2 separate regions of the Homo sapiens genome follow, and region 1 is linked to region 2. The links are chromatin contacts, found by Hi-C or POLR2A ChIA-PET in ENCODE. All regions are on one chromosome and are shown on one strand. The core of a region is the stretch at or near the end of the contact, and the rest is flanking DNA. Distances in the headings are between cores, read along the strand shown.

What was found. A loop is a pair of places that touch in the nucleus more often than their neighbours do. ChIA-PET counts read pairs that join two places held with the same protein, here RNA polymerase II (POLR2A). Pooled maps may share reads with other maps.
Region 1: a pooled map shows a loop between it and region 2 (6-fold over the local background). The contact joins the promoter of MTPAP here to the promoter of SVIL-AS1 in region 2. A Hi-C loop is called at or near these places in 3 of 50 pooled maps. POLR2A ChIA-PET finds 5 or more read pairs at or near these places in 2 of 52 experiments (A549 and WTC11).

What each region holds. Positions count from the first base shown.
Region 1 is chr10:30,347,026-30,351,597 of GRCh38, reverse strand. It overlaps MTPAP (mitochondrial poly(A) polymerase), which reads left to right and starts at 2,320. Exons shown (of 9, transcript NM_018109.4): 1 at 2,320-2,479. The coding sequence starts at 2,323. RefSeq lists enhancers at 2,309-2,448, 2,479-2,528, 2,579-2,648, 2,659-2,758, 3,340-3,840.
Region 2 is chr10:29,406,694-29,411,713 of GRCh38, reverse strand. SVIL-AS1 (SVIL antisense RNA 1) reads right to left here and starts at 2,180. Exons shown (of 3, transcript NR_110927.1): 1 at 2,056-2,180. It overlaps LOC105376474 (a long non-coding RNA gene), which reads left to right and starts at 2,261. Exons shown (of 3, transcript XR_930787.3): 1 at 2,261-3,469; 2 at 4,269-4,312. RefSeq lists a silencer at 1,659-1,798.

The DNA.
Region 1 (4,572 bases), core at 1,071-3,570, 940 kb before region 2:
TTGGTGGGGACACAGATGCAAACCATATCAACCTTATAAAAATAAGCATTTATTTCATTTTAAACATTAAATGCAAAGTTTTCTTTTCTGGAAGATGCAGGCCAGTGAGCTAGAAGTAATACCTTACGACAGAATAGTTCTATAAAAATAGCTACTTTCAACTGGGTGCAGTGGCTCACGTCTGTAATCCCAACATTTTGGGAGGCCGAGGTGGGTGGATCACCTGAGTTCAGGAGGTCAAGACCAGCCTGGGCAACATGGTGAAAACCTGTCTCTACAAAAATACGAAAATTAGCCGGGCATAATGGCAGGTGCCTGTAATCTCAACTACTTGGGAGGCTGAGGCAGGAGAATTGCTTGAATCCAGGAGGAGGAGGATGCAGTGAGCTGAGATTGCACTAACGCATTCTACCCTGAGCGACAGAGCAAGACTCTGTCTCAAAAAATAAAATAAAAAAAAAGTACCTACTGCCAAGTGGCTGGAGAACATTTTATTCTGCTAAAGGGATTAAATATCCCCCACAAAAATTAAAAAGTCCTCACATCCATCCCCAAACTCATTGCTTACGCAGGACTTTCCTTGGAAGTATCAAAATCAAATATACTTCTATCTAACTTTGAGATTCTTCAACATCCATGTGGGAGTGGCAGGACTCTGTGTGGCCTGAGGGTGGCCTTGAGTGTGTGTCCGAGTGGAAGGCCCAGGATCTGGGGACTGACCTGGGGTCAAATGGCACAGCCAACTTTTTTTTTGAGACAGAGTCTTGCTCTGTTGCCAGGCTGGAGTGCAGTGGCACAATCTTGGCTCACTGAAACCTCTGCCTCCTGGGTTCAAGTGATTCTCCTGCCTCAGCCTCCCAAGTAGCTGGGATTACAGGTGCCCACCACCACACCTGGCTAATGTTTGTATTTGTAGTAGAGACAGGGTTTCGCTATGTTGGCCAGGCTGGTCTGGAATTCCTGACCTCAGGTGATCCTCCCGCCTTGGTCTCCCAAAGTTCTGGGATTACAGGCGTGAGCCACCACACCCAGCCAGCACAGCCAACTTCTAATGAGGCCACCTTAGACAAGTTACTTACTGTCTCTAAGCCTCCGTGTTCTCATCCATGAAATGGGTTTAATCACTCAGATTTGTTGAGATGATTAAAAAGGAAAATACCTGCAAGGCAATAGCACCATGCTAACACAGAGCTGGCTAGTCAGTTCCGGTGCTGGTTTGTCCTCTCTCACGCTCCGATTGCGAGGCCCCTTGCTTTTCCTTTCGCCTCCAGCAGCAGTGTATTCCCCCGGGGAGGCTGCCTTCAGTTGCAGGCTTCTTTGCACTGTTTCGTATGTCCTTTTCCCAGGCACCCGAGCAAGGGCCACTGGTTATGACACAGGCACTGAGGAGGAGCCTTGAATCAAGGGCAGAGCTCTGACTTTAAACTTTGACTCCCCAGGTGTGACCTATAGCCAGTCGTTGTCTGATCTGTGCCCCACTTTCTCATGTCCAAAATGAGAAGACTGAACCAGTCCTCTCCAATGCCTTTCGTATGGCTTTAAGATGAGGTATGTACCTCTCACTTGGAGGAGGGGCTGGCAAAACCACTTGAATTTTAATTTGAATTGAGGCATATTGGCAGAGGTTGTAAAATGTCCTCACATGGTTCAAGGAAGATGATGATGCCCTGCCTGCTCCTGGTGCCCCTTTCAGAGAGGTTAAAAGCCTTTCCATTATTTTAACTTTTTTTTTTTTTTTTTTTTTGAGACAGGGTCACGCTCTGTTGCACAGGCTTAAGTGCAGTGGCGCGATCTCGGCTCACTGCAACCTTCGCCTCCTGGGTTCAAGTGATTCTCGTGCCTCAGCCTCCCAAGTAGCTGGGATTACAGGCATGTAATCACGCCCAGCTAATTTTTTTGTATTTTTTAGTAGAGACAAGGTTTCGCCATGTTAGCCAGGCTGGTCTCGAACCCGTAACGTCAGGAGATTCACCTCCCTCAGCCTCTCAAAGTGCTGGGATTACAGGCATGAGCCACCGCGCCCGGGCTCTGGTTCTATTTTCATGATGCTATTTACAAGAGTAGGTGGAGCGCTCCTTCTATGGAACTTTTCATTTGGTAAATTGTGTGACTGTGGAAGTAAACCATGTCTGAAAGCTTAGGTATCTTCTTTCCGGCCTCAATTTCCTCTCTTCCTCTAAAAGCGAACTTCTTTCGCCTAGTTTGACCCTCGAGGCTTCCCATTTCTTTTGCCCCCCCCCTCCCCCCCGACGCATGCGCGAAAACGCGCTGACCTTTCAGCTTCGCGCTAGTGCTGTTTTTTTTTTTTTTTTTTTTTTAGCAATGGCGGTTCCCGGCGTGGGGCTCTTGACCCGTTTGAACCTGTGTGCCCGGAGAAGAACTCGAGTCCAGCGGCCTATCGTCAGGCTTTTGAGTTGCCCAGGAACTGTGGCCAAAGACCTTAGGAGAGACGAGCAGCCTTCAGGGAGCGTGGAGACAGGTGATGGCGCCGGTTTGCCCTGTAGTTCCGTCCCACAGCGGGCGAGGAGTCTGGGATCACGGGGAAACACGTGGCCTGTGGAAACGGCTGTGGACCCTTTGGCAAGAGGGTGGGGCTGTGTCCTGTCCTCTCCTCTCCTCTGATCTCTGTAGGGGAACCCAGGGTCGCCGCCGTTGCTGAGGCAGAAGTGAGATGTGTGATGTTTGTTTGGGGCGACTCCTGTGTACAGTAATGGAGTTGTTTAGACTTCCATGAAATTCAGGTCAGGAACCCAGTTTGCTTGCACTTTACAGTTTGACGAAATAGTGTTCCCAATGATAGTAATGCTACACACCTGAGCCAGTCGCTGCATCGTGTACGTATATTTCTGATTTTGATACATTAAGTTGTTGCTGGAGGCCGAGTTATATTGTAGCCTGATGAATCAAGAGGATTCTTGGTTCCTAGACATAGGGTTCTGTCTATGAAATGTACTGCCGTTTACTTTATTCTTTTTGGCCATTTTGAACCAAATCAGTCTGGTAACAGATTTGGATTCACTGCAACAGGCTGTTGTCCCGCGTTCGTTCTACATTTATATGCTTCTTTGTGTATTGAGAAGCCAGTGTTATTGAACCTCTCTTGTGACTCAAGAGCTTGTGTATTCTATTTACAGTTCTTAAAACGATCTTGCAAGAAATGTATCACTGTGTCCATTTTACAGATGTAGAAAATGGTTCAAAGAGGTAAATAACTTAGGCAAGGTCACTAGCTCAGTTAATTTAGACTTCTAGTCAAATTATTAAACAAAATGTATTGACTTCTACGATTCCTTGGAGCTATTTTTTCCCTAAAATAAGCTGGTGTCTTTATCAGACTGTATAAAAGACTTACATTGGCAGGCAGTGAGAAATCTTTATGTATTTCATTCAAATATTGATTGGATTGTATTTAGTGGAAGCTACTTCTGTTGAACATTTCTAAGTAACGCTGAAAATTTGAGTAAGGATTCTGCCAAAAAAGCTATTGTAATTTAACATTTGTATGGGTGTTTAAATTTGAGAGTATGTTCATATGCTCTTTGATATATGAAACAACCCTGTAGCGTAGGTGTGGAAGGAAATAACTGTTACTCCATTTTATAGATGAGGGAACAGGGTAGTCCAAGGGTAGCTTGAGTAGTTCAAGCTAAACTCAGCTATTCGGTGGCAAAAATTAAAAAACCCACTGTTTTTTTTTTTTCTTTTTCGGGACGAAGTCTTGCTCTGTCACCCAGGCTGGAGTGCAATGGCACGATCTTGGCTCACGGCAACCTTGGCCTCCCGGGTTTAAGTGATTCTCCTGCCTCAGCCTCCCGAGTAGCTGGGATTACAGGCACGTGGCACCACGCCTGGCTAATTTTTGTGTTATTAGTAGAGATGGGGTTTCACCATGTTGGCCAGGCTGATCTTGAACTCCAGACTCAGGTGATCTGCCTGCCTTGGCCTCCCAAAGTGCTGGGATTACAGGCGTGAGCCACCGCGCCCAGCCAGTAAAACTCACTTCTAATTCCAAGACTATACTCTTCATTTACTGTAGCTTTGCTATTTTTCTTTTTTAAGGAAATGTTTCATTTTGTGTCATTAGAATAATACGACTAAATATTCAGGGATTCTTGCAGGAAATAACAAAATCCTCATTTGGATGTCTTTACCATTTTAAAGAAGGACAGTTAAGTACACCTTATACTCACCTAGAAGCATGTGATTTTATAATTGGAAGGAACTTGAGAAATATCCAATTCAGTTTTTCATTCAGTGTGAGGATTCATTACCAGTTTATAGCAATAAGGAACATTGTTGCATAAATCAGTCAATTCCATTTTTGGTCAGCCTCTAATGGTTGAAAAATATTTATAGTGAGCTAAAATCTGTTAATTTCCCATTTCCAGGTTGGTCTTAGTTTTGACATAGGTTTCATGTTAGTAGTGGAAAGAGCTGTAGTAGAAAGACAATAAGAGTACATGGTGTATTATTCGGGATTCTTTCTGATACAGGTAACAGAAACTAACTCAAAATAGCTTAAGTAGAAAAGGGAGACTATACCAATCTGTGTAACCAAACTCCAGAAAGAGA
Region 2 (5,020 bases), core at 931-3,430:
GGGGAACGAATCTCATTTATATACTCCAGTTAACGTTCCAGAAAATTTTAACCACCCTAACTTGTCACCCATGCAATAAATTTACATAAAGTGCTAACCAATTTCAACCCAATTTCATGTATTGGGTTGAACTACAAGAAATGACAACCAACCATTCGTGACTTCAAAAATGCCAATTTCATATGCCTGAACTTACATGAGAACCAACATGTCAAGGAAAAAAAAGAGAAATGAAAAAGAAAGATCACAAGATTATAAAATTCCTATTAAGGCAATTTTTATTATATTAACTTTTTAACCCTCAAATATGTACATGCAATAACAGATGATCAGGTAAATAATTTTATTCATCCCTTTTATACACACACACAAATCATACTGGTTTGCTTACCCATAGTGTTTCATTATTCTATTCCTTGGTATGTGCAAACCCCTCTGACTACAGTAGACATAGAGTACATTAAGTGAGGAATACTGGAAAAATGTATTGTCAAACTTTAAAAATACAAAAAAAATTCAGAATATATTACATAGTAAGCTTTAAAATCCTGAAGTAGCTAAAAAAGTAGGACTTTGTAATCTTATTTATTTATTTATTATACTTTAAGTTCTGGGATACATGTGCAGAATGTGCAGGTTTGTAATTTTAAAAGTTACCTGAGGAAAGCTTTCATTCTACTTTGTATAAGGATACTTCCATTTATAAAATTTTACATGAATAACAAGTTATTTGAAAGATATGTATCAGCCAACCGCGGTGGCTCACGCCTGTAATCCCAGCACTTTGGGAGGCCGAGGCGGGTGGATCACTTGAGGTCAGGAGTTTGAGACCAGCCTGGCCAACATGGTGAAACCCCGTCTCTACTAAAGTACAAAAATTAGCCGGGTGTGGTGACACACACCTGAAATCCCTGCTACTCAGGAGGCTGAGGCAGGAGAATCGCTTGAACCCGGGAGGCGGAGATTGCACTGAGCTGAGATCTCGCCACTGCACTCCAGCCTCGGCAACAGAGCGAGACTCCGTCACAAAAAAAAAAAAAAAAAAAAAAAAAAAATATGTGTATCAGAAGGTATAGCTAAAATATGAAACTGATTACAGCCCCTGGAGTGTAAATGTGGTTTAAGGATTAGGACGGCCTTGAACATAACCTACTCATAATCAGATGGCAAGAATGACTTCACCTGAACTCTGTTCCAAGACCTCGATGAAATCACAACCCTCTAGCAACATCCACCTAGATCCATGTCTTACCTTATACTCAACTCCATTGTCAATATTATTTTCCCCAAGAAGAAAAATAAAAAATGAAAAGACACAACACTAATCTTTTGTCTCCACAGGATGTGGCAAAATGAGAAATAACAATTACACGTTATTTTCAAAGGTGGTCCGACTGCTTCAGCCGTGGACCACTTACACTAAAGAGAAAATTTCCAGCACTTCACAAGATCCAGCTGTTCTTTCACAGACGACTAATAAAAAAGTAAAAGAAGCGACATTAAGCTGCGCCCAAACAGGCCAGGAATGGGTCCTAAGGCATCACGAAACTTCCCGAGGACATTATGTATTTAGAGAAGGCCCCACAGAAACCCTCAAGCGGGAAAGTTACGTCTTCTGGGTCTCGGGGTGGCAGGCAGCCTGAACCCCGAGGGGCTCGAGGCGAGGCGCCCCCGGCCGGATTCGGGCCCAAACCAGCCCGCCACGCCCTGAGCTCCGCGCAGCAAACCGGCCGGCCGAGCGGCGGCCCTCGGAATGGTGTTTTCTCGGCGCCACAGGAGGGAGAGCGACCCAGAGAACTTGGGCGTGGCAGAGGCCGGGAACAGGCAGGCGCGGGTGGGGAGAGGAAAGCAAACGTCGCGGGAGAGCGCGGCCCAGAGGCCGAGGAGGGCGCGGGCGGAGCCGGCCCGAGCCCGGCCGCCATCGTGGACACTTGCAGCGGTTGACAGTTCCCACCGCGGCCCAAGAGACAGCGGCTACGGAGGCAGAAAGAGCCCAGCCACCCTCATCACAGCCCGCACGCCCGCCTCACCTGGACTTGCCCACCCCACTCTCACCGATGATGAGGCTCTTCAGGGTGCAACACGTCCTCGTCCATCCTAACCCCGCTGCACTCCGAGCCCAGCTGGCCGCCCGGGTGCGCCTCTCAGCTATTCAGCAGCGGGAGCTGCCGCGCATGTGCGCGCTCCAAGGCCGCGCACTCCCAGAATTCCCCCGCGTCTTTCCGGAGGGCGAGTTCCTTATGTGTCTTTGCTGACACGGTGGGCTCTGAATCCGCCCCGACCTCAACCCAGCTCTCTTTCTGTCTTGTCAGTGGGAGAGGACTGAGTCAGGAGAATATCAAGCTGTTTTATTTCAGCAAATGCTCATAACAGCTGTATTGCTGTGCGAAAAGCGCTGTGCTTTAATCCTGTTACCTTAAATTTAGGTCGAACTCTACCTTGTCACACTGCTCAGCCTTCTGAGCCTTTCTCCATCTCAGACAGAGACACGAAGGCTTCTTAGAACAACTGCTTCTTATTGTTATGAAGGTTAAATGAGTTACTTTGGGAAGGCAGATTGTTAACCACAGTGCTCTATAAAAGGTGTGATCAGGTATTAACTTGCTGGCTTCCCCTCTGTTAGAGTGGGGAGCACCCTTTACATGTTAATTCATCTTGAAAGGGAGGTGTAGACTTCAGGTAGGTCAGGTGCATATAAACTTCTTGTGGTGCAACCTCAGACCAACTCTTCCTCCTCGTAAGAACTGCTGCACTCCAACTGCAGGAGGTGTATGTCTACACCTTGCCTCTTGCATTAAGTTGTAAATATTAGTGAAGGTACCAAACCTCATTCATTAAACTTAGCACAGTGCCTGGTACATGGCAGGCACTCAATGAACACCCGTAATCTTGTCTTATCTCCTTATACCTGCAGTTAATGTCATATACAATAGATATTTGATTAAAGAATACATACACATAAAGCTTAGCTGGGTGCTGTGGCTCATGCCTGTAATCCCAGCACTTTTGGAGGCCTAAGCAGGTGGATTATTTGAGCTCAGAAGTTCGAGACCAGCCTGGCTAACATGTGAAACCCCGTCTCTATTAAAAATACAAAAATTAGCTGGGTGTGGTGGCGCACACCTGTAATCCTAGCTACTCAAGAGGTGGAGGCAGGAGAATTGCTGGAATCTTAAGAGGTGGAAGTTGCAGTGAGCAGAGATTGTACCACTGCACTCCAGCCTGGGCGACAGAGTGAGAGATACCGTGTCTCAAAAACAAAAAATAAAACGTAGAATAAGTTAGGAAATTATTTGTTAAATATCTGGAAAAGCTCTTTTACCAGATATCCAAATGGCTTCTTTGCCTACTTCAGATCTTTGCTCAAATGTTGCCTTCTTAAGGAGGCCTTCCCTGCACATCCTACTGAAAATATGCAGATTCCTCCAGCATCTCCGAGGAATCCAAAAGCCTGGCATACTGGCAAAAGGTAAGAATTTCTTACCAGACTTCTGGCCTCTCTCTTTCTCTGTGCAAATTAGTTGAATGAATAGTAAAAATCACTGTTTATCTCCTCTGTAAAGTTTTAGTTAATGAGATGAAGGATTCGTGAGGCTAATCTTAAGCTGTAGAGAATCTAGTGTGCTTTGTGTGTCTTTCTGTGTTCTATAATGGATAAGGGTAACTTAGGATAGAACACAGGCTTAGGATACCTGTAAGCCTGCTTTTTAAGATGGCCCAGCAAGCTGGTCAGTTACAAACTTTGCTGCAGGTCTCTAAAAAAAAACTGGATGAGTTTTCCCTCTTGTCTTGTATGTCCTTGGGAGCTTGATCTTGTAACCATGCTGCCATGCTTTTTCTTTTCACAATGCAGCCCAGGTTCAGGGTACAATTCCTGGCTTGGAAAATGAGTCCTTTTATCTTCTGTCTGTCTATGTATTTAAATGTATTATGTGAGTTATGTTTACATATGAAAGAGCTTTAATTAGTCAATATTTTCACACATAGAATTATGTTCACAAAGTTAATTTTTACAAACCTTCCATAACTTGTTTAAACCTTTAGCTTTATTTTATTTAATTTTAAACAATCCTTTAACCCTCTAAACTAGGCAAAAATTTACATTCCCATGCCTTCTTATAAACTCTTTCCAAAAACACATTTCCTTCTCCTCACACACCTTGCATGTAAGCCTATTTTTTAAGTAGTCTCAATTACATGTTATAATGGTAATTCTTAGCGACTGTCACTTTTGGTGCATAAATTTTCTTTTATAAATCTTTTCACAGCATACACAGACCATCTACAACATGTTTGGACTTTCTGACTTGTCGTAAGCATCCCTATTTTTAAACAACCAGTTATTTTACTTTAGGACAAGAATTTACCATAAAAGATCCTTTCTTATATAAAATCTCTTTTCTTTATAACCTCCTTTGAATAGCTAGGGGGCATGGCTAATTCCATATATCCCCAGGCCTTATTTAGAATTTAATGTCTCTAAAAGAAATTGAACAATTTTTTTTTTTTTTGAGACGGAGTCTCGCTCTGTCGCCCGGACTGGAGTGCAGTGGCGGGATCTTGGCTCACTGCAAGCTCCACCTCTCGGGTAAATTGAACAATTTTTAAAAGTCAAAGAAGCAGTTTATGACCTTAAAGCATTTAGCAAACTTAATATCTGACCTGCATAGTTTAGACCAAATGTTTGTATTTTTAAAGATATTTTTATTTTACCAATAATCTTCAAAACTGTCTTTATTTCCAAGAGATTACTTAAGTCACATGAACTAAAAGGCATTACACTTTTTACTTTCTAATAAAATATTTGATTTAAGCACTTATTATTTTTAAACTAATTATAATATGTCTAAGTATATGTTGTCAATCATAATTATGGTTATTAAGTTATTGTACACCACAGAAATAACCAAATTTCCCTGTATAAATGTGCTAACATAAGTAGAACAAAAAAATTAATTAAATACTAAGAAAATACTTTGCCAAATTTTCATGTTAAACCAGGCGATACGGAAATTGTTTA